Regions from separate parts of the Homo sapiens genome. Here region 1 is linked to region 2. A link is a loop called in an ENCODE intact Hi-C map of the cell type or tissue named here. Cell type or tissue: IMR-90. All regions are shown on one strand. Each heading gives the region's core, and the rest is flanking DNA. Links, peaks and the distances in the headings are about the cores only.

Evidence for each region. A loop is a pair of places that touch in the nucleus more often than their neighbours do. Peaks named below come from ENCODE experiments on the same cell type or tissue, not always from the same donor. Only the 100,000 strongest peaks of a DNase experiment are listed, where the experiment ranks them.
Region 1: it touches region 2 in a loop (1.9-fold over the local background); 1 of 110 quality-filtered maps calls a loop at or near these places.

Annotation. Positions count from the first base shown.
Region 1 is chr7:27,358,324-27,368,658 of GRCh38, reverse strand. No RefSeq gene overlaps it. Among named protein-coding and RNA genes, the nearest start is that of EVX1-AS, 120 kb to the right of the region's middle. In IMR-90, for the core only: no CTCF peak of the experiment used is centred there; a DNase peak (open chromatin) is centred at 4,078; H3K4me3 peaks cover 305 bases; H3K27ac peaks cover 479 bases.
Region 2 is chr7:27,555,582-27,565,916 of GRCh38, reverse strand. All of the region lies in intron 4 of HIBADH (3-hydroxyisobutyrate dehydrogenase), which reads left to right. Among named protein-coding and RNA genes, the nearest start is that of TSL, 55 kb to the left of the region's middle. RefSeq lists an enhancer at 380-1,132. In IMR-90, for the core only: no CTCF peak of the experiment used is centred there; a DNase peak (open chromatin) is centred at 4,856.

The DNA.
Region 1 (10,335 bases), core at 2,145-7,144, 200 kb after region 2:
TTCTCTGTCTTTTATTACCAGGGCCCCAGCCAATAAACTTAAGATGAGCGCAAGGAAAAAATATTTTTCTTCTGCCCACAACAACTTGCTCAGATCAGAGAGGGTGTGGTGTGTGTGTGGTGTATGTGGTGTGTGGGTGTTAATGTGTTGTTTGTGAATGTGTTGTGTGGTATAGGAGTGTGTGAGGTGGGTGTGTGGTGTGTGGGAGTGTCGTGTGTGGGGTGTGAGTGTCTGTGTGTGGTTTGTGGGTGTTAATGTGTGGTTTGTGAATGTGTTGTGTTTGTAGTGTAGGAGTGTGTGCTGTGTGAGCGTGTGGTGAGTGGGTGTGTAAGTGTGTAGTGTGTGTGGTGTGTGAGTGTGGGATTGTATGAGTGTGTGGTGTGTGTGAGTCTGTGGTGGGTGAGCATGTGGTGTATGAGTGTCTGAGTCTGTGTGGTTATGTAAGTGTATGTGTGTGGTGTGAGTCTGTGTGGTGTGAGCATGTGGTGTATGTGTGAGTGTGTGGTGTGTGTGTGTGCGGTGTGTCTGAATGTGTGGGTGTTTGAGCATGTGATATGTGAGAGTGTGCGGCATGTGTGTGAGTCTGAGTGTGTGGTGTGTGTGTGGTATGTGTTAATGTGTGGTTTGTGAATGTGTGGTGTAAGTGTGTATGGTGTGTGTGTGAGTCTGAGTGTGTGGTGTATGAAAGTGTGTGTGTGATGTGTAAGTGTGCAGTGTGTGAGTCTGTGAGTGTGTGGGTGTGTGGATGTGTGGTGTGTGGGAAACAGAGAGGGCGAGCCAGGGAGAGACTCAGAGACAGAGACAGAGACAGAGAAGTCTACACACACAGCCACACGGGGCCTTTCCTGGGAGAACAGTGGTCTGTTCTACATGAGACCCTATTTGGCAGGCAGGTGTGATCGCAGTGGACTTTGTCCCTTGACATCACTTGCTCAGGGTGAAGGCACAAGAGGCATAAAAAAAGGCCTCTGTAGGCTTGACTTTCAGTGCTGTCACTGAATCCAATGTATTTGTTCAAATAGGCTTAACATCAACTCTATTTAATAAAAATGAAGTCTATTTGTTGAGCACTTACTGGGTGCCTATGGCTGTGTTAAATACTCTCATTTATTTCTCACAACAACCTTATTAGGAAGAGGAAGATATTATTGTCCCCATCTTAAAAGAAACAAAATTAAGGCACAAAAATGTTAATGTCCAGGGTCACACAACCAACATGAGGCTATGTGGATGTGACCTCAGATCTAGTTGACCCGATATCCTATTGTGGTACCCACTGCATTACATCCCCTTTAGGGGAGTGCAGGCAACTGCAAGATTGGATTGTATAAAGACTAAAAAGGTAATAGGACTAAATAGCTCATTTGTAATTTGTCAAATAATTTTACTTGCAACTTCAGTTCTGCTAAATCATATGAAACAAAAATATTACAGGCTTATTCTAGCCATTACTAGGTCTTTGAATTTGTTTGTTTTTATTGTTTAACTGTAAAACGGATAATAAAAGGCTATATGTGTTCAGGATATAAATTTTGAAAAATACAAGGAATAATAGGAAATAAAATAAAATAAAATAAAAATCACAGTCCTAATTACTACTAACATTTGATGATAACCCTGTAAAATATGGAAGAATTGCTCTCTATTAGTATTGTAATAATTTTTCTTAAAAAGCAAGTTTCACCTAACATGACTATGATGGTGAAAGAAGCTGTCAATAGCCATATTTGTCAAATACCTTACCATCTCACCACTTCGTACTCTGTTCTGGTCCTAAATGTTTTTAGAAGTAACACTGCATTATTACAGAAAACTACCTGATGTATTCATTATGCATTATTAGGAGAGGTAAGAATCTGGGGTACCTTATTAAAAATAATATAATTGAGCAAAAAACAGATAATAATTGGGCACAAATCAAATTGCCCAATAGAAAAACTGGCAAAAAGCCATGAACTTATGATTCACAAAGAAACATAAATACTTAGTAAATAGTAAACATACTCAATAAACATGAAAATATGCCCAATCTCACTATTGGTCAAAGCAACAGAGTATTATAGATATGACAACTTTTGTGCCTATCAAATGGTCAAAGGTTTACAAATAGCTCCATGTTGGAGAAGGTCTTGGAAGATAGGATCCCCCTATCCCTACCTGATGGGAGAGAAACTGGTACAATCATTTTGGAAGTATCATACATGGCAAGAGGCTTAACCCATGCATTTCTAGATCCCTTCTTTAAAAGAGGACTCTTCTCTAAGACAGGAATAGTCAGAGGTGATCAGCGATATATGCACATGGCCATTCATAGCATAATTTACAATACTGAAAAATGGAAAATGGCTTAAAAGTCCATGAGATAGGGAAACAAATTATGGAACATCTGCACAATACAGAATTAAGCTGTCATGAAAAATTTTTAAAGCAATTTAATGCCATAAGGTGATATTTACAGGAAGGGGAGGAAGCAGAATATAAAACTAAAGCTACACTAGGGTACAATTCTCATACACATACATGCAAAAAAGAAAATTTCAGGGAAATACATTAAAAAACTAACAGTTGTTACCTTTGAATGATTAATCCATGTATAAATTTCGCTTTTTTTTCTAAAATTTTCTACAAATAAAGAATATATCATCAGAAAACATTTTTAAACTTTCTAGTGGTAACTAGGCTCAGGCAAACAGAACATAAATTAAACCCCCGAATCCTACGATATCCTTCGAGGAGTCTCAGTCCTCAACCATCCCTTTCTCAGTTCATAATTATTATGGCAATTGCTAATATTTGTTGAGCAATAATATGAGCCAGGCATTATGCTAAGTACTTTACATTCAATATTACATTTAATTCTTCTAGAAGTCCAATAAGGTAGGCACAAGAATTGCCCCTGCTTTACAATAAATGAGACAATGACTTTGAGACTGAAGCGATTCACTGAAGGCGATTCAGAGATTAAAGCACAATCAAACCAGGTTTGACTCTAGCAAATCAAGGCTGACTCCAGAACAAAAACTCACAATTTTATCTGTCTCTAGGCTCTCCTCCTTCAATTAAAAGAATTCTTAATATCCAAACTATTTAGTTTTCCATGTTCCGAGCTCTTTGAAAGGAAATGACTGTTTAGAGCTAAGAAATAGCTACAGTAAATAGTGAGAGAAAATGTGCTCTGTCACTTTACAGAGCACAGTCACCAAGTCTGGCTTTGTAGGTGTAAGACCTGTGAAGTTGCATAGGGCCTGTGCTTAAAAGGGCTCCATGCTTGATTTAATGCTTTGCTGTCACTGTCGTATAATTCTTAATAATTTTTGAACAAGGAGTTCACATTTTCATTTTGCACAGAGCCCTGCAAATTATGACACCAATCCTGCTAGTCACACGTGAGTAACTAAGCCTCAAACGTCATTTAAAAAGACATAGTGTTTGGGGTTTGGAGTTGTGTTCTTTGCTTTTTATTACCTACCTGGGCCTGAAGCCTAGGGAGAAGGTATTTTCCCCTGCTTAAATGAATCTTCCACTTGAAAACACACGATGGTATTAAAGGAAGCTGGGCACCTCCTCCTCAGCATCTCCAGCGACCTCCATTTTAAGCAGTGCTCTCTGAGCATACATCCTCTGTACTGTGGGATCTGGCCCATCAGACCCTGGTGTGTTTGGCTGGGCCTAGATTAACAGCCAGAGTGTGGCTTGTCTTCAGGGTAAGAGGTGGTGCCTGATGCGATGAAGGCTTTGCATATTTAGAACACCAAGGATTCTCCAGACAAAAAATTTAAAGTTTCCTAGTGCGTACTGTTCTATAAGGTAATTGTCGGGGAGGACAGATAGAGTTGTGTAAGCTGTATGGCCCTACTCTTTTCAACAAGGTTGTGGCTCGGACAGCAGTTTGGTATAAGAAAAACACATTGCTGGTAAACTAACTTCAGCACATTGGGGAATATTTTGGACTGCCAAGCCTTGCTTCAGGGAAAACAATGAACTCTCACCCATTTTCCCTCTTAGAATTGCACAAGACTCTCTATGACTAACTCCTCTGTGTACTTTCACTTCAGAAATGGGGTCTAGGAGAGGATGAAGTTAGGGACTCGGGGAGTGAGTGCTTCTGGCAAACCCTGGCTTTCCTGAGCGTAAGGCACAGCCATTGTGCCTGTGAGAAGCCCAGGGTCTGGCAGAAGACCAAGCAGAAGCCATGTGGGAGAGCACAGATGCTGCTGGGGAAACAAGAAGCTGCATAAGAGACTGCGAAACAACCAGGATTTAGTTGTTTCATCAGTCCCTCTGGCCAAACGAAAAAGGTCTCTTTGGCTACCTTGTTCCATAACAAACACATGGATTTCCTCAAACGTGTGGCCTACTGAAATCTTACAAAGTAACTGTAGAGGACTCTGTTGATTGTCTACCCATCACCCATTCTCACCTCTTTCTTCCTACAAGGATCCTGCTTTTGTTCAGATAGATTCCCTCTTCAGAATAACCAGTCACTCAGAATTGGCTTTGATTAGACTAAGCTCATCAAAGTAATCCCATGGTCCACGCTAGTCACTGACTGAGGATGTCATGCACTCCAATTCTGGAGAAAGAAAAATCTTGCTGGAAGTTTCCAGGAAAGTCCTACCTTGCTTTTAAGAGATAACAATGGGGACATCAGACTGTCAACCTGGTAGGGGTGAACTAGGAGGCATGCTGCCTCAATTGCTACCAACCACCAGCCAGAAGCCAAAGTCAGCTCCCAGAAGGGCACAGAACAGAAAGAACTGCAGAAAAACAGAGTCAAAACCTAGATGGAACCAAGCCTGAAGCCCACCCCGTCTTGGTTTCTCATTACACAAGCCAATGCAACTCTTTATTATTTAAGCTTGCTTGGGGTGGCCTTTCTATTACCTGCCAGTGAAAGCACAAAATGATCCTTCACAGTAGAGTCAACCTGGGATTCTGAAGAATCGGGCTCTAAGCACCAGCCAATTTGCTGTATAAACTACTTTGTGCAAGTCCCAATTTACCCAAACCTCAGTTTTCTCATCTAGTAAAACTGGCCATTGTAATACCTCTATTGTTTACTTTGGCGGAATATCACAAGAGGTGAAAAAATAAAAGATACGAAAGTCTTTGGAAACAAGTAATTGTTATACACATATGAGATACTGTTACTATTAAATAAATTTAAAATCGTCCAAGAAATCTTGTTTTCCTGGATACATACATAAATAACACTGTCTTACTTTGAGTTTCCATATTTTCATTCTCCTTTCCCTTCTCCAACCACACTTAGCACCTCACAGATGTGTAGGAGGCCGTGACAGATCTTTCTAAAATCACTTTTTTTCTCTATTCAGCAGATTCCCAAAATACCAAGCAAAAAGATTCAGTAAATTTTGTAAAGCATCTCCTTGAAGCCCCTCCCATTATGTGCTCAGCACAGGAATATAAGATGTGGTACTGAAAAGGCTTTTTGAGGCCAGAAAGAAATTTGTCTTATCCTGGAACAGGCAGAACGTGGGGGTACATTTATCCTCCTAACAGGTAAATGAAATTGTCAAAGGCCTGTAATGGATTGGCAAAATTTTAAATGGAAACTGTGTGTGTTTTCAGAAATGCACTAACTTGTGATCATTCATTGCAGAGGGAAATTAAACTCAAGTGAGGAAAAGGAAAATCCAGCCTATGAAAAACACATAAATGCAAAGCAAGGAGCACTGAGAATCTGGGAGACCAACTGGTCAATTAAGTACCATGTAAAGATTTCCAATTTTTTTGTAGTAAATTATTTATTTAGCTCTTCCATACCATCAATATATTTTACAAGTTTAATACCCAAATTATAGCTGGCCCACCCATTTATGGCCCCATAAATGAGTCCTGACTTACCAATGTGAATTCTTGTTCCTAGCAGTGTCAGATTTAGATTGGATTTGGATCTATTGCTTTTATCCTTATCAGACATTTCGAGGCTGATATTTTATTGCTATATTTAAAATGGAAAGTGCTTTAAAATAGACTTGGGAGGGAGCACAACTGATTCCTGCCCCGATATGTCATTTCCTGACTTAACATCCCACTATAACCTAGGTTAAAGGGTTGGAAGTCCACACAGAATCCTTCTCCATCGAAAACTTCCCCCCACACAGAGAATTTTCTTGGAGGAAAGTGAGTGATTATAAAAAGAATGACTTTAATCTTAAGTAAGAGTAGCTGGGGCTTTCAGTAGTAAAACTGACAGGCAATTTCCATGCCTATATACTTTGTAAGTCAAATGAATAATAAAGAATATAAATGAAACACATCTCCCCATTTCTTAAGTTTTGAAGTGTATATGGAGCTAAATTGTCAAGCCTTGTTTCTCAAGGTTTGGATTTTGTAAAATACGTAGAACAAACCAATAAATTAACGGCAGAAGAGAAGACTAACAAGTCAAACCTGGGAAACAGCTTCCACTTATGTTATAAAAAGTATTATAGCCCTAAGATTGGTAAATCCCACAGAGTTATAAATACAAAAACAAATGTAAGATATGATCTATGACACCTAAAATTATAACAATATCTGATTGCGGCTTTCAGGCCTTGAAAAAAAAAGTCACCAAAATAATTTTTTTAACCTTTTTACGTTAGCTTTTTGTTTACATTTACATTATAACTTGTTTTTAATTTTTATAAAAGATTGTTTAATGGACTATAAAATAACAAACCTTAACTTGCAGTTCATAGGAACCAGCCAAGCTCCATGGAAGAGGGAACGGAAAAGCTCAGCCTTCACACTCGCCCTGGGAACAGAAGCCAAGGGCAGGCCGCTCCTTGGAGCTCACTGTTCTCATATGAAAAACGGGCTTATCTCCCGGAAATATACCAGGGGCGGAGTGCTTTGGAGAAGCATGGTATTTGGTTTATCAGTCTGTTTTCACGCTCCTGATAAAGACATACCTGAGACTGGGCAATTTACAAAAGAAAGAGGTTTAATTGGACTTACAGTTCTGTGTGGCTGGGGAAGCCTCATGATCATGGTGGAAGGCACAGACTGCAGGAGGCAAAGAAACAAAACTTGCGCAGGGGAACTCTTCTTTTTAAAATTGTCAGATCTCGTGAGACTTATTCACTATCGCGAGACTAGCACAGGAAAGACTTGCCCCCATGATTCAATTACCTTCCACTGGGTCCCATCCACAATATGTGGGAATTCAAGGTAAGATTTGGGTGGAGACACAGCCAAACCGTATTATTTGGTTTTAAGAGAAATTATTAAGAAAAAAGAAAGAAATACCTTATCAAGGTACTCAGAGTTGTTTTTTAAATGTAACCAGATAAGCTTTACAATTCCAGCCCCCAACCTTCCGCCTGGCTCCAGCACCACACCTGCACACCTTCCCCTAGGCCAGCTATAGAATTTGTGGGGCCCAGTGCAAAGTGAAAATGTGGGACCCCTTGTTCAAAAAGCAGGGGGAAATACCGTTAAAGATACTAAATTATAAAGGTTTTTCCTTTCTTCCCTAGTTGTCATGATGTGTTCTTATTTGCTATGTGATGTTGTACTAAAGAAAAATTTTAAGTTAAAATTATTAGCATGAATTTTACCATTCTTTTTTTTTTTTTTTTTGAGATGGAGTCTCACTCTTGTCACCCAGGCCGGAGTGCAGTGGCCGATCTCAGCTCACTGCAACCTCCGCCTCCTGGGTTGAAGCAATTCTCCTGACTCAGCCTCCTGAGTAGCTGGAATTACGGGCGCCCACCACCAAGCCCAGCTAATTTTTGTACTTTTAGTAGAAATGGGGTTTCGCCATGTTTGCCAGGCTGGTCTCGAACTCCTGACCTCAGGTGATCTGCCCACCTTGGCCTCCCAAAGTGCTGGGATTACAGGCGTGAGCCACCGCGCCCAGCCACCATTCATTTTTATATTGTGCAACATCAGTTATAAATGCAAATATAGGAACATTTAACTTGTATGTAGAATCACCAAAATTGCACAATTCACATTTTGTACCTCATACATGCATATGTATTTTGTTCTCACCAGAACAGTAAATATTCTGCACAAAACAAGCTCAGCTTGTCTTCTTTCACTGCTTGATAAGTGCATATGCTATCAACCCTCTCTACCTTCGGCTTACTGATAAGCAAGGGGGATCTGAAAGGAAAGGAAACTATGATTTGCCCTATCTTTCCCTTTCCTTTTATGTCATCTTTTTCAGTGTAAGTGGTGACTATTACAGGGAAGCAACATGAATAAGAAAGGATGTGATAGGGTTCCTTGGCCACTTGTGTTTCTTTCTTTCTTTTTTTTTTTTTTTTTTTGAGACGGTCTCACTCTATTGCCCAGGCTGGAGTGCGATGGCACGATCTTGGCTCACTGCAACCTCTGCCTCCCAGGTACAAGTGATTCTCCTGCCTCAGCCTCCCGAGTAGCTGGGACTACAGGCACGCACCACTACGCCCAGCTAATTTTTGTATTTTTAGTAGAGATGGGGTTTTGTCATGTTGGCCAGTCTGGTCTCGAACTCCTGACCTCAGGTGATCTGCCTGCCTCTGCCTCCCAAAGTGCTGGGATTACAGGCGTGAGCCACTGCGCCCAGTTCATCTGTGTTTCTTAGAATTCCACTACTTCTTCCTGCATTTGAAGCAAATTCTGGAAAGCACGTCTTCTAATGGAAAGCATGGCCTCTTGGGGCTTTCTGCTGCCCTGCTTACTCAGTTGTAGGCATCAGACGCTTCCCTTTTTTTTACACTTAGTCTTTTTGAGTCTTGTTGAATTCTCATGCATTGTGGGACCGCTGAAATTTTGTGCTTATTAAGCATCATGGGTTCTTTATGCAAATGAGGTGATAAGGAACAGGAAACATGAATATTGCAAATGTCTTCTCTGCTCATGTATGTGTTCCGTGTCCCATCAGACTTTATGTACAGAACACAAGTTCAAAAATAAGATTAGTAAGAATTTCAAGATGATGACAGCAGAGCCTTACACTGAGTGTGGGCCTTCTGAGCACCAGACTGTGCCACTGCCCAAGTTGCGCACCCATGAAACTCTGCCTTCCACTAAACCCCTACCTGGAGGGATGCCCAGTGAGGGAGTTGGTCACAAACCGCCAATAAGCTCTTCTGTATTCAGATACTTATTACCTGCACTGCCCTGGCCTTGCTTAGGGAAGTCCCTCTAGAGAGCCATTTCCCTCCTCCTCCCTTTTTCTTTCTTCCATTTCCTCCTCTTCATTTCTTCTCCCTCCTCCTCTTCCTCACCCTCTTGCCCAACACATAGTAATCCCAGCCTGCCCCAGTTACTTCTAGATTTTGAGGAAATGCAAAATAGCTCCTCCAATTCAAGAGCAGAAAAACAGACTACATCCCCATTTGCTTAGATCTTCCCATTTTTCTCTTAAAACAGTATTTATGCTCTATGCAATGGAGCAAATTTCAGTAAACGCTCACTCTTGCCCAATTTTAAAAGCTAGATGGCAAAGAATAGAGTTTTTATTTATTGTATTATCTGGACATTACTTCAGTGGGGGAGGCAAGTTACTTTTTAAAAAATCATGGGTTGGAAATTTTTAAATTTTTATGCATAATGCTACTTTATGTGAGTAAAGAAAGAACCCACCTAAAATAAATCACAAGTTTTGGATAAAACCCATGCATTTCTATATGCAGTGCAACTTAACTCTAGAGGGGAAAAAATGACTAGGCTCTAGAATAATAAGGAAACGGAGTTGAGATGATTAAGATTGCCTAAATGGATTCTGAAACAGACAGATATTTGGAAACTTTTTTCACTCACTGAAAAATGATGTCTGTGGGGAGAAAGATTTTTCCATTTTTTGTTATTTTCCCCATTTTGTCTTTCTCTTCCCAGCTAGCATTTCTAGAGTTCTCAGGTTTGTAGAATACTTAATGAAGAAACAAGCCTCTCAGATCTCAGGTTCCTAAAAAAAAAGAGAGTGAGAGAGAGAGAAAGAAGCCTGCAGAGCTACTCAATCCACAGTTTTTTTCTCATTTTGCAGGTGTCTAGAAATATTAATATTTTCACTTCAACTGTAAGATTGGTAACTGTCCAAATTAGGAAAGGGAACAGGTAGATGATCTCCTCCATTGCTTTTTGAAGCCTCAGAATGGCATCCTAACCGTGTGCGCTAACCAAACCACTTCCCTGTGAGATTTAAGATTAAACATCACGTGTCCAGGTTCCCGCAGATTTAAGCACCAATCGTCCAGTGCGTGAATAAAAGACTCCACATCCTTTTCCAAGAGTCCAGCTTTCTTCAGCACTTAACAAGTTCAATATGTTGGATAGAGCCCAAGGGCGTCCTTCTACAGAGGTTAGGAAACTCGCAGGCCATACTTTACTACATTG
Region 2 (10,335 bases), core at 1,740-6,739:
AGAATATAATGTATGTATGACATATAGATGACATATATCTGTATGTCAGAATTCAACATCCATTCATGATAAAAGCTCTCAGCAAACTAGGAATAGAAGGGAACTTCCTAAAACTGATAAAGGCATGTACTAAAACAAAAACAACCTATAGCTAACGTTATACTTTGTAGTGAAAGACTAAATGCTTTCCCCCTGAGATCAGACAACACAGGATATCTACTCTCACTGCTTAGTCTCTCACTAGAAATCTTAGCCAGTACAATAAAGTAAGAAAAATAAAAAGAAATAAAACTATTCATATTCACAAATGACATGATTGTCCATGTAGAAAAGTTCAAGGAGTCTACAAGTAAATGCTTATAAACAGTAAATGAGTTTCCTAAGGTCATAGAACACAAGGTCAACATACAGAAATTCATCATATTTCTCTATACTAGCAATCAACATTGGTGTTTTAAGATATAGAGTTTATTATTAAGCAGGTATAGTGAGGCCAACAGATCAGGACACCACTACCATTGAGAAGATAGTTTATTACTTACAGTTCCCAAGAGGAGGGGCCGTGTCACACCACACAAGGCCATATGGGGATGCATCAGGGTCGATCAGGAGGCAGAAGGAACAGAAGGAAAACGTGGGCAAGAGCCTTTGTTGTGGTTTCCACATGAAAGAATGGATGAGGCAGGGTAAGCAGGCTTAGGCTTGGCTAGTTTGAATAATTTCAGCAGTTTTGGGGTGTAGGGGCTATCTCTAAGTGTCTGGTACTTGGCCCTGGGGTGATTAGAGCAGAGAAATAGTGGCTTGGAGCATAAGAGCTCTATAATGCAGGTAGTTGGGGATGTGAGCTTTAGATTGGTTGGTTTGCATATGAAAGGCACGCTTAAAGGTTAGTCTTTTACTCTCTCTAGGAATTGATTAGCCCTGGGAGGGGTAGTCTCTCCAGGATCAGCAAGGGCCCAGATTTCAAAACATCAGAAATAAATTAAAAGGCATAATTAATGCAATTGGTAACTGACATTTAAAACATTATTATTTACATTTGTTTCAAAAACTAAATTACTTGCTATAAATCTAAATGTGCAGAACATGTGAAAACTACAAAAGTTGATGAAAGAAGTTAAAGAAGACCTAAATAAATGAAGTGTACTGTGTTCATGGATTGATGGATTTGAAGACTCTGTGTAGTAAAGATGTCAATTTCCCCCAATTTAGCACTATTACTTTTTATTGCATCTATAGAGAAATTGACATTAATTTTATATGGAAAAACAAAATAACTAAAATAACCAAAGCAATTTTGAATGTGATTAATAAAGTTGGAGAAGTCACATTACTCAATTTTCATACTTACTTCAAAGCTATACTAATAAAATGTGGTATTAGTGAAAGACATAGAGATCAGTGAAACAGAAGAGAGTTTAAAATAAGACTCGTGAATGTTTTTGTTTTTTGACAAATGTGCAAAGGCAATTCAGGGAGAAGGGATGGTCTTTTCGACAAATGATAAACAATTCTACATATATTAAGAAAAAAAGGTTGTTGATCTATAGCTCACATCTTATATAAAAAATAACTCAAAATGAGCTAAATGTAAAACTTACAGAAGAAAATATATGAGAAAATCCTTCTGGCCTTGGGTTTGGAAAAAATTCTGTGATATGGCACCCAAAGCATAATTCATAAAAAATAATTGATAAATTGTACTTTATGAAAATTAACGGCCAGGCACGGTGGCTCACGCCTGTAATCCCAGCACTTTGGGAGGCTGAGGCGGGCAGATCACAAGGTCAGGAGATCAAGACCATCCTGGCTAACATGGTGAAACCCCATCTCTACTAAAAATACAAAAAATTAGCTGGGTGTGGTGGCAGGTGCCTGTAGTCTCAGCTACTTGGGAGGCTGAGGCAGGAGAATGGCGTGAATCCGGGAGGCAGAGCTTACAGTGAGCCGAGATCGTGCCACTGCACTCCAGCCTGGGCGACAGAGCCAGACTCCATCTCAAAAAAAAAAAAAAAAGAAAATTAACAAACTTCTCCTCTGCTAAAACACTGTTAAGAGGCTGAAAAGACAAGCTGCAGCCTAAGAGAAATGTTGCAAACTACATGTTCAACCAAAGCCATGTAGCCAGAATGTATAAACATTTCTCAAAAGTCAACAATAAAACAACCAACTCAATTAGAAAATGAGCAAAAGATTTCAACAGACATGTCACCAAAGAAAATACATGGTTGGCAAATAAGCACATGAAAAGATGCTTGACATCATTACCATTAACAAAATTCAAACTAAAACCACAGTGAAATACCAGTACACATCATTTATAGAATGGCTACAGCAACTTTTAAAATACAACAGTTTAAGTGCTGATGAGAATATGGAGCAACTGGAATGCTCATATTCCTAGTGGAGATGCAAAATAGCACAACCACTTTGGAAAACAATTTGGAAGCTTTTCATAAAGTTAAACATACACTTATCTAAGTTTCCAGCAATCCTACCTCTCGGTAAACCTTCATGCTAGCCTGGATAAATGAAAACTTGTGTACACACAAAAACCTGTACCTGAATTCATGATCCACTAAAACTGAAAACGACTTAAAAATCCTTCAATGGGTGAATGGATAAACAAACCGTGTAACCTCCATACAGGGAATATTACTCAGCAATATAAAGGGATATGCTGCTGATACCCACAATAACAGGTAACCCAAAGGCATTGTATGAGTGAAAGAAGTCAGTGTGAAAGGTTATATTCTATGATTATGTTCATATAACATCCTGGAAAGGCAAAACCGTGGGAATGAACAACAGATAGTAGGATCAGGAGTTGGAGAAGGCAAGAGGGTTTGACCACAAAGGGGTAGCATGAGAGAACTTCTGGGGGTGAGAGAATTATTTCGTATCCTCACTGATGATGGTGGTTGAATGAATGTATACTTGCTAAAACTTGTAGAACTTTACACACACATAAAATTTAATTTTACAGCATGATAATTTCAAAATAAAAAAAGGAATGATGATTAAACATAGACATTTTCAGTAAACAAAGACTGATAAAATTTAACACCAAGAGATGTACATTAAAAGAACATCTAAAGGTTATCCTTTGATCCTAAAGGATCCTAAAGGGAAGTCTGAGATATGAAAAGAAATGGCAAAGGCTGAGTGTGGTGGCTCATACCCATAATCTCAGCACTTTGGTAGGCCAAGACAGGACGATCACTTGATCCCGGAAGTTTGAGACCACCCTGGGCAACATAGCTAAGCATTGGTGGCTTGTGCCTGTGGTCCCAGCTACTCAGGAGGCTGAGGTAGGAGGATCACTTGAACCAGGGAGGTTGAGACTGCAGTAAGTCATGATTGCACCACTGCACATCAGTGTGGGCAACAGAGCAAGATCCTGTCTCAATTTTAAAGAGAGAAATGATAAACAAGAAATGTAAACACAGAATTTGAATTTAAATGGTCTATAAGATTGGGTAATTTAAATTATTTGGATAAATCTGAAAATATCTAAATAAAAATAAAATATAAATTGTGGAATTAAAGAACTAAAATACTGAACAGAAGTAATGTGTGAGCAAGGAATGTCTAAAGGTCTTCTGTTCTATGAAAGATAGATCAAGATTTGATTAACTTTTCAGTTTAACTTCAAGTATGCATGGTGAAATTTTGAAAACAATAAAAATAAAGTATATTATTTCCAAACCAGTAAAGGAAAAAAGAAAACAGAAACAACTCCTGAATCAATTTAAAAAACAAGAAAGGAGGGGAAATAAAAATCACATAGAGGAAAAGCACAAAGTAAAATAGTAGGAAAAAATGGATTAAATGTACCCAATTAAAGACAGATTTTTATCATGTTGGATTTTTGAAAACTCCTGCTGAATCTTATTTATAAGACACACACCCCTAAAACATAAAGACTCAGAAAATATAAGTATCTTTTTCTTACATACCATGCAAATTCCAATCAAAAGAAATATGGATTTACTAATATCTAATAAATGGGTTAATTAATTAAATGTAACAGTTCTTAAGATTAAAAAGCACTGTTAGGGATAAAGAGGATCATTACTAATTAAAAGGCTTAAAAAGATATGACAATGTAAACGTGTATGTATTGTACCTAATAACCTCAGAAATGTATAAAGCAAAAAATTGTAGAACCACAAGAAGAAATTTATAAATGTCTACTGTCACAGTGGGACCTTTCAGTATACTTCTCTCAGTTGATGATCAAACAACAAAAATATTGGTAAATATATAGACTTGAATAAATTTGATCAGGTGGACACATGTAGAACCTCATATCCAGCAATTGAAGAAATGTATTTCTCAAGACACATCAAAAAATTATTAATAATTGACCACACAATAGGCCATGAAGCAAGTCTCCAGCATCAATGAATCTGTATCTTATAGACTGCATTCTTTGACTACATTGTTGACTACAATGCAATGTAATTAGTAGTAAAAATACAATTAAAACCTATACATTTAAAATTTAGAATCACATTTCTAAAGAATTTATTTTTTTTAGTCAAATAAGTCATATAAGAAAAAATGTTAGAACTCAACAGTAATGAAAATCCTGTATATTAAACTGGGATGCAGCTGCAGCAGGACTTTTAAGAAACTGAGAATGCAAGTTTTGAGTGGAATTTGAAAATATAAGGGGCAAGGTGAGTATTAGAAAACTTAAATTTTTTCCAATATAAAGTACACAGTGAAAACTAAAATGAACTCAACAAGAAGTGAATAACCCAGTTTAAAAATGGACAAAGGATTTGAACAGACATTTCCCCAAAGAAGATACACAGATGACTAATAAGCACATGAAAATATGCTCTACATCACTAACCATTAGGGAAGGGCAAATCAAAACCACAAAGAGATTACACTGAACACTCATGAGAATGGCTACTATTAAAACAACAAATAGAAAACAAGTGGTGTTGAGGATGTGGAGAAATTAGAACCCTTTTGCACTGTTGGTAGGAATGTAAAATAGTGCAACCACTGTGGAAAATGATATTGGTGGTTCTGCAAAAAATTAAACATGTAATTACCATATGATCCAGCAATTTTACTTCTGGGTATATGCCCAAAGAATTGAAAGCACATATGTTCATAGCAGCAGTACTCATAGTAACCAAAAGGTGGAAACAACCCAAATGTCCATCAGTGGATAAATGGACAAACAAAATGTGGTATATGCACGTAATGGAATGTTATTGAGACAGTATTCTCAAGGTTAAAGAACAAAATGCAGCTCTTTGCTCTTTTTAAGAAATACCTGAAACAAAATTATATTAAAGGCTAACAATAAAAGAAGAAACAACGATATATTTATTTTGGGTACAATATACACTACTCAGGTGACAGGTGCTCTAAAATCTCAGACTTCACCACTATACAATTCATCCATGTAACCAAAAACCATTTGTACCCCAAAAGTTAATGAAATAAAAAATATTTAAAATAAATGAATAAAAGGCTGAGTGCAGTGGCTCACACCCGTAATCCCAGCACCATGGGAAGCAGAGACAGGTGGATCACTTGAGGCCAGGAGTTCAAGACCAGCCTGGCCAACATGGCGAAACCCCGTCTCTACTAAAAATACAAAAAATTAGGCGTGGTGGTGCACGCCTGTAATCCCTGCTACTTGGAAGGTTGAGACAGGAGAATCGCTTGAACCTAGGCAGTGAAGGTTGCAGTGAGCTGAGATCTCACCACTGCACTCCAGCCTGGGCAACAGAGCAAGACTCTGTTATCAAAATAATAATAATAGAAATGTAAACAAGATTTGATGGCAACATCATATTACAGAAACTAAAACTTAGGGCAGAATTTGTGATGAACAGGGATGTCTTATAGTGGAACAAAACTGCACAACTTGTGAAGAGGAAACAAAATTATGCACTTTTATGCATACAGCATTATTATATATCAGTGAATACATAAAGGCAAAATCTTTAGAAATTTACGAGTTTGATTTAAAACTACAGTTATATTGGACATTTATAATAGTTCTCTCAGCATTTGACAGATCAAAATGACAACACATATAAAAGTAATTAACAGTGATGCTTAGTTTAATAGAATACTACAAATAGAGAATATACTTTCTTATCACATTTCCATGGGGAGAACTGGCCACAGATAAAACGTTTAAAGATTCAGAAATAGAAAATCCTGTCATATTCCCTAATCACAAGGGCATATATAGTTTTTGTGATTCCCTACTCATAGGGTTTTTTTGTTATTGTTGTTTTTTGAGACAGAGTCTTGCTCTGTCACCTAGGCTGGGCTGCTCTGCAGTGGAGTGATCATACCTCACTGCAGCCTCAACCTCCTGGGCTCAAGTGATGCTTCTGCTTCAGCCTCCTAAGAAGCTGGGACTGTAGGTTTGGGCCACCACACCTGGCTAATTTTCTTTATTTTTTAAATTTTTTCTAGAGATGAGATCTTGCTTTTTTGCTTAAGCTGGTCTCGAACTCCTGGCCTCAAGCAATCCCCCTGCCTTGGTCTCATAAAATGCTGACATTATAGGCATGAGCCACTGTGCCCAGCCTAAATACAGTTTTAAGCTGTGGTTTTGGGTTGATTTGTGGGCTCCCAAAATTCATATGTTGAAATCCTTAACCCAAGTATCTCAGAATATGACCATCTTGGAGATACGGTCCTCACAAAGGTAATGAAGTTAAAGTGAGGTCATTAAGGTGGGCCTTAATTTAATATGATTGTTCTCCTTACAAAAAGGGGAAATTTAGACACACACATAAAAGGAAGATGATGGGAAGACACAGGGAGAAAACAGTCATCCACAAACCAAAGAGAAAATCCTGAAACAGATCCTTCCCTCACAGCCATCCAAAGGAACCAATCCTGCCAACACCTTAATCTGAGACTTCTAGCCTCCAGGACTGTCAGACAGTAAATTTCTGTTGTTTAAGCCACCCAGTTTGTGGTACTTTGTTATGATGGCCCTGGCAAACTAATACAGCTACCATTTCAAACTTGAAAATATTCTGCTGGATAGTTTTAAGATCAGAGAAGTTTTAAGCTAAAATAAATGAAAATGAGAACATTTTACATAAAAAATATGAGGGCTCCTCCTTTCCTGAATGCGATTTGGCCCCCTTATAAAGCTAAAACTGTGGAAGAGATTTTATAGACTAAATGCTTGTGTTTTGTTTTGTTTTTGTTTTTTGTTTTTGAGACTGGGTCTTGCTCTGTGGTCCAGGCTGGAGTGCTGGAGTGAATATGGCTCACTACAGCCTCAACCTCCTGGACTCAAGCAATCCTCTTGCCTCAGCCTCCTATGTAGCTGGGACCGCAGGTGGATTGCTTGAGCTTAGGAGTTTGAGACCAACTGGCAAATGGCAAGACGCCATCTCTACAAAAAAATACAAAAAAGTAGCTGGGTGTGGTCATGCCTGTCTGTGGTCCCAGCTATTTGGGAGGCTGAGGTGGGAGGATTGCTCGAGCCTGGGAGTTGGAGGTTGCAGTGAGTCGAGATTGTACCACCACACTCCAGCCAGGGTGACCGAGCGAGACCCTGTCCCCCCAAAAAATGGAAAATAAGCAGATCCTCTAAAACTCAATAAACTAGAATAAAACAAATATAAATCTATTTAAATAAGAAGAGAAATGTGACAAATGTGGTAATTGGAATTAATTAGGAAATTAGTTAACAACAAGAAAAATAGAGTCATTGAATAAAACCAAGAACTGGTCTTTCAGAAGACAAATCTTTAAGAAGTTTCACCAAGAAAAATAGAAACCATAAGCATCAAGAATAAGATAAGAGATTGCACACAGATATGGATGAAATAAGGAATTATAAGTTTGTGGGCAGAAAAATGGAAAGTCCAGAAGAAATAGGTGATTTTCTAGAAAAAAATGTTACCAAAATTGATTCAAGAAGAGGTAAACACATGAGTAAACTTCCAACGACCAGAGATATTCAGACAGCCATTACTAAGAAGGAACAAAGTAAAGATGGTTTTAAAAGACAAATCTTATGTAGTCTTCAAGTAATACTTAGTTCTTGTATATTGTGCTACGGTTTGAATGTGTCCTCTCCAAAATTCAGGTGTTAATACTTACTGGCCAATGTAAAGATATTAAGAGGTGGGGTCTTTAAGAGGTGATTAGGTCATGAGGGTTCCTCCTTTCCTGAATGGGATTAGGCCCCCTTATAAGAAGCTTAATGGAGGGATTTTGTTCTGCTTGCCCTTCTGTCTTCTGCCATGTGAAGACACAATGTTCCTCCCCTCTGGAGGGGATACAGCAACAAGCTGCCATCTTGGAAACAGAGAGCAGCCCTCACCAGACAACTGAACCTGTTGGTGCCTTGATCTTGGACTTCCCAGCCTCCAAAACTGTGAAAAAATACATTTCTGCTCTTTATAAATTTCCCAGTCTGTGATATTCTGTGATAGGAGCACAAAACAGACTAAGACAATATGTAACTATATAATATAGTTTAATATTATTCTTGGTTCTGAGGTCTAGAATAGTACTTAACAAATTTAACAAGAAATGTGTAAGACCTATATGAGGAAGATGACAAAACTATAAAGGCAAAATAAGATCTGAATAAATGGAGACACCACTTATCTGCTTGGAAAAGCATGTAAACATGTCCATTCTCTTGAGATAATATATAAATTGTAATGCAAAACCGTGTTATTTCTTAAAAAAAAAACCTTAAGCTCATCTGGGAGAATAAGTAAATAAAAAATGCCAATTTTTTTTTTTTTCCTTTTTAGACAGGGTCTCACTCTGTTGTTCAGGCTGGAGTGCAGTGGTGTGAACATGCCTCGCTATAGCCTCAACCTCCTAGGCTCAAGTGATCCTCCTGCCTCAGCCTCCTGAGTAGCTAGGACCACAGGCATGTGTTACCATGTTCAGCTAATTTTAAAAATTTTTGTCAAGACAGGGTCTCACCATGTTGCACAGGCAGGTTTCCTGGGCTCAGGCTCTATCCTCTTCTATCCTCCTTTATCCTCTATCCTCCTGCCTTGGCCTCCCAAATATTATAGGCACCTGCCCAAAAAAATTTTTTAATAAGACAATTAGGACTCCATAAATATCAGAACACAGTATAAAGTTACAGTGATTAAAACAGCATCATATTTGTTCAAGAACAGACAGACTGGGAGACAGAGTTAAGTCCCCAAACAGACCTTTGTATGTATAGGTACTTAGAATCTGAGTAAGGCAATCAGATCAGTGGGGAAATGAATTCTTTAATAAATTGTGTTAGGACAATTCATTGTGGGGAGCAGATCCCTACTTCACCCCATACACTGAAAATAAATAGCAGATGGATTAAATAACTGATTGTTTTAAAAAATGTGTAAGAAGGCCAAAGAAATGTCTAAGAGAATTCTTTCAAAATCTTAGAATGAGGAAAACCTTCTGAAGCAAGACAAATAATAAAAAACCATTAAAAAATTAACAGATCCAAGAATTGAAAACACACACACATCTTTGTGACAAAAAGAAAAGTTAAAAGGCAACAACAGACTGAGGGAAATTATTTGCAAAATATATAACAGAGTAGACATAAAATCTATAATTAACAAGAAAAAGACCAAGAATCAGGAGAAAAGTAAAGAAACATGATAGGCAGTTTACTGAAGAGGAAACCCAGTGAACTATGTAAAAAGATACTCGACTTTTCTAGAGGACACAGAATGACTATCGTGTATCAAGCATTGCTTATGTAGTCTTTCACAGTCCTGTCGAAGCAGATATTATTAACAAGTGAGAAAACTGAGTCTTAGAATTAGTAACTTATGGTGGACGTTTTTTCAAATACTGTAATTTATCAAAGTGGAATGTTTTTTGCATTAAGTTAAAATCCTTTCTGTATTCTCTAATTCACGACTATCTTTAAATTTTGTTTTCAGAATACACTTGAAGGTGTTTATTTAGTATGCCCCTTGAAGAGAAAGGGCAAGGAAAGAAATGCAGTTGGCTACCCTTGATCATGTGACCCTAACAGGTTAAGCTTTCAGGACACACACTTGCATGCATATATATTTGACTTGAGAAGATAGACATGATTTTTACGAGGATTTGTTTCTGTTCTACTTTGGCAAATACTGCATGAATCATGTCTCTAGATTTTGACTGGCTGGGTACTTTTTTTATATGCCTGAACTTCTTGACATAGTATTGAATTGTCTTTCAAGTGATCCAAATAAATAATACATATCTATACATTTATATCACTGTAAATTTGGAAATGCTGCCATAAGTGGGTAATGGTAACATCATAACTGAATGGACATGCAGGAGACCAATTTGGGGTCTATT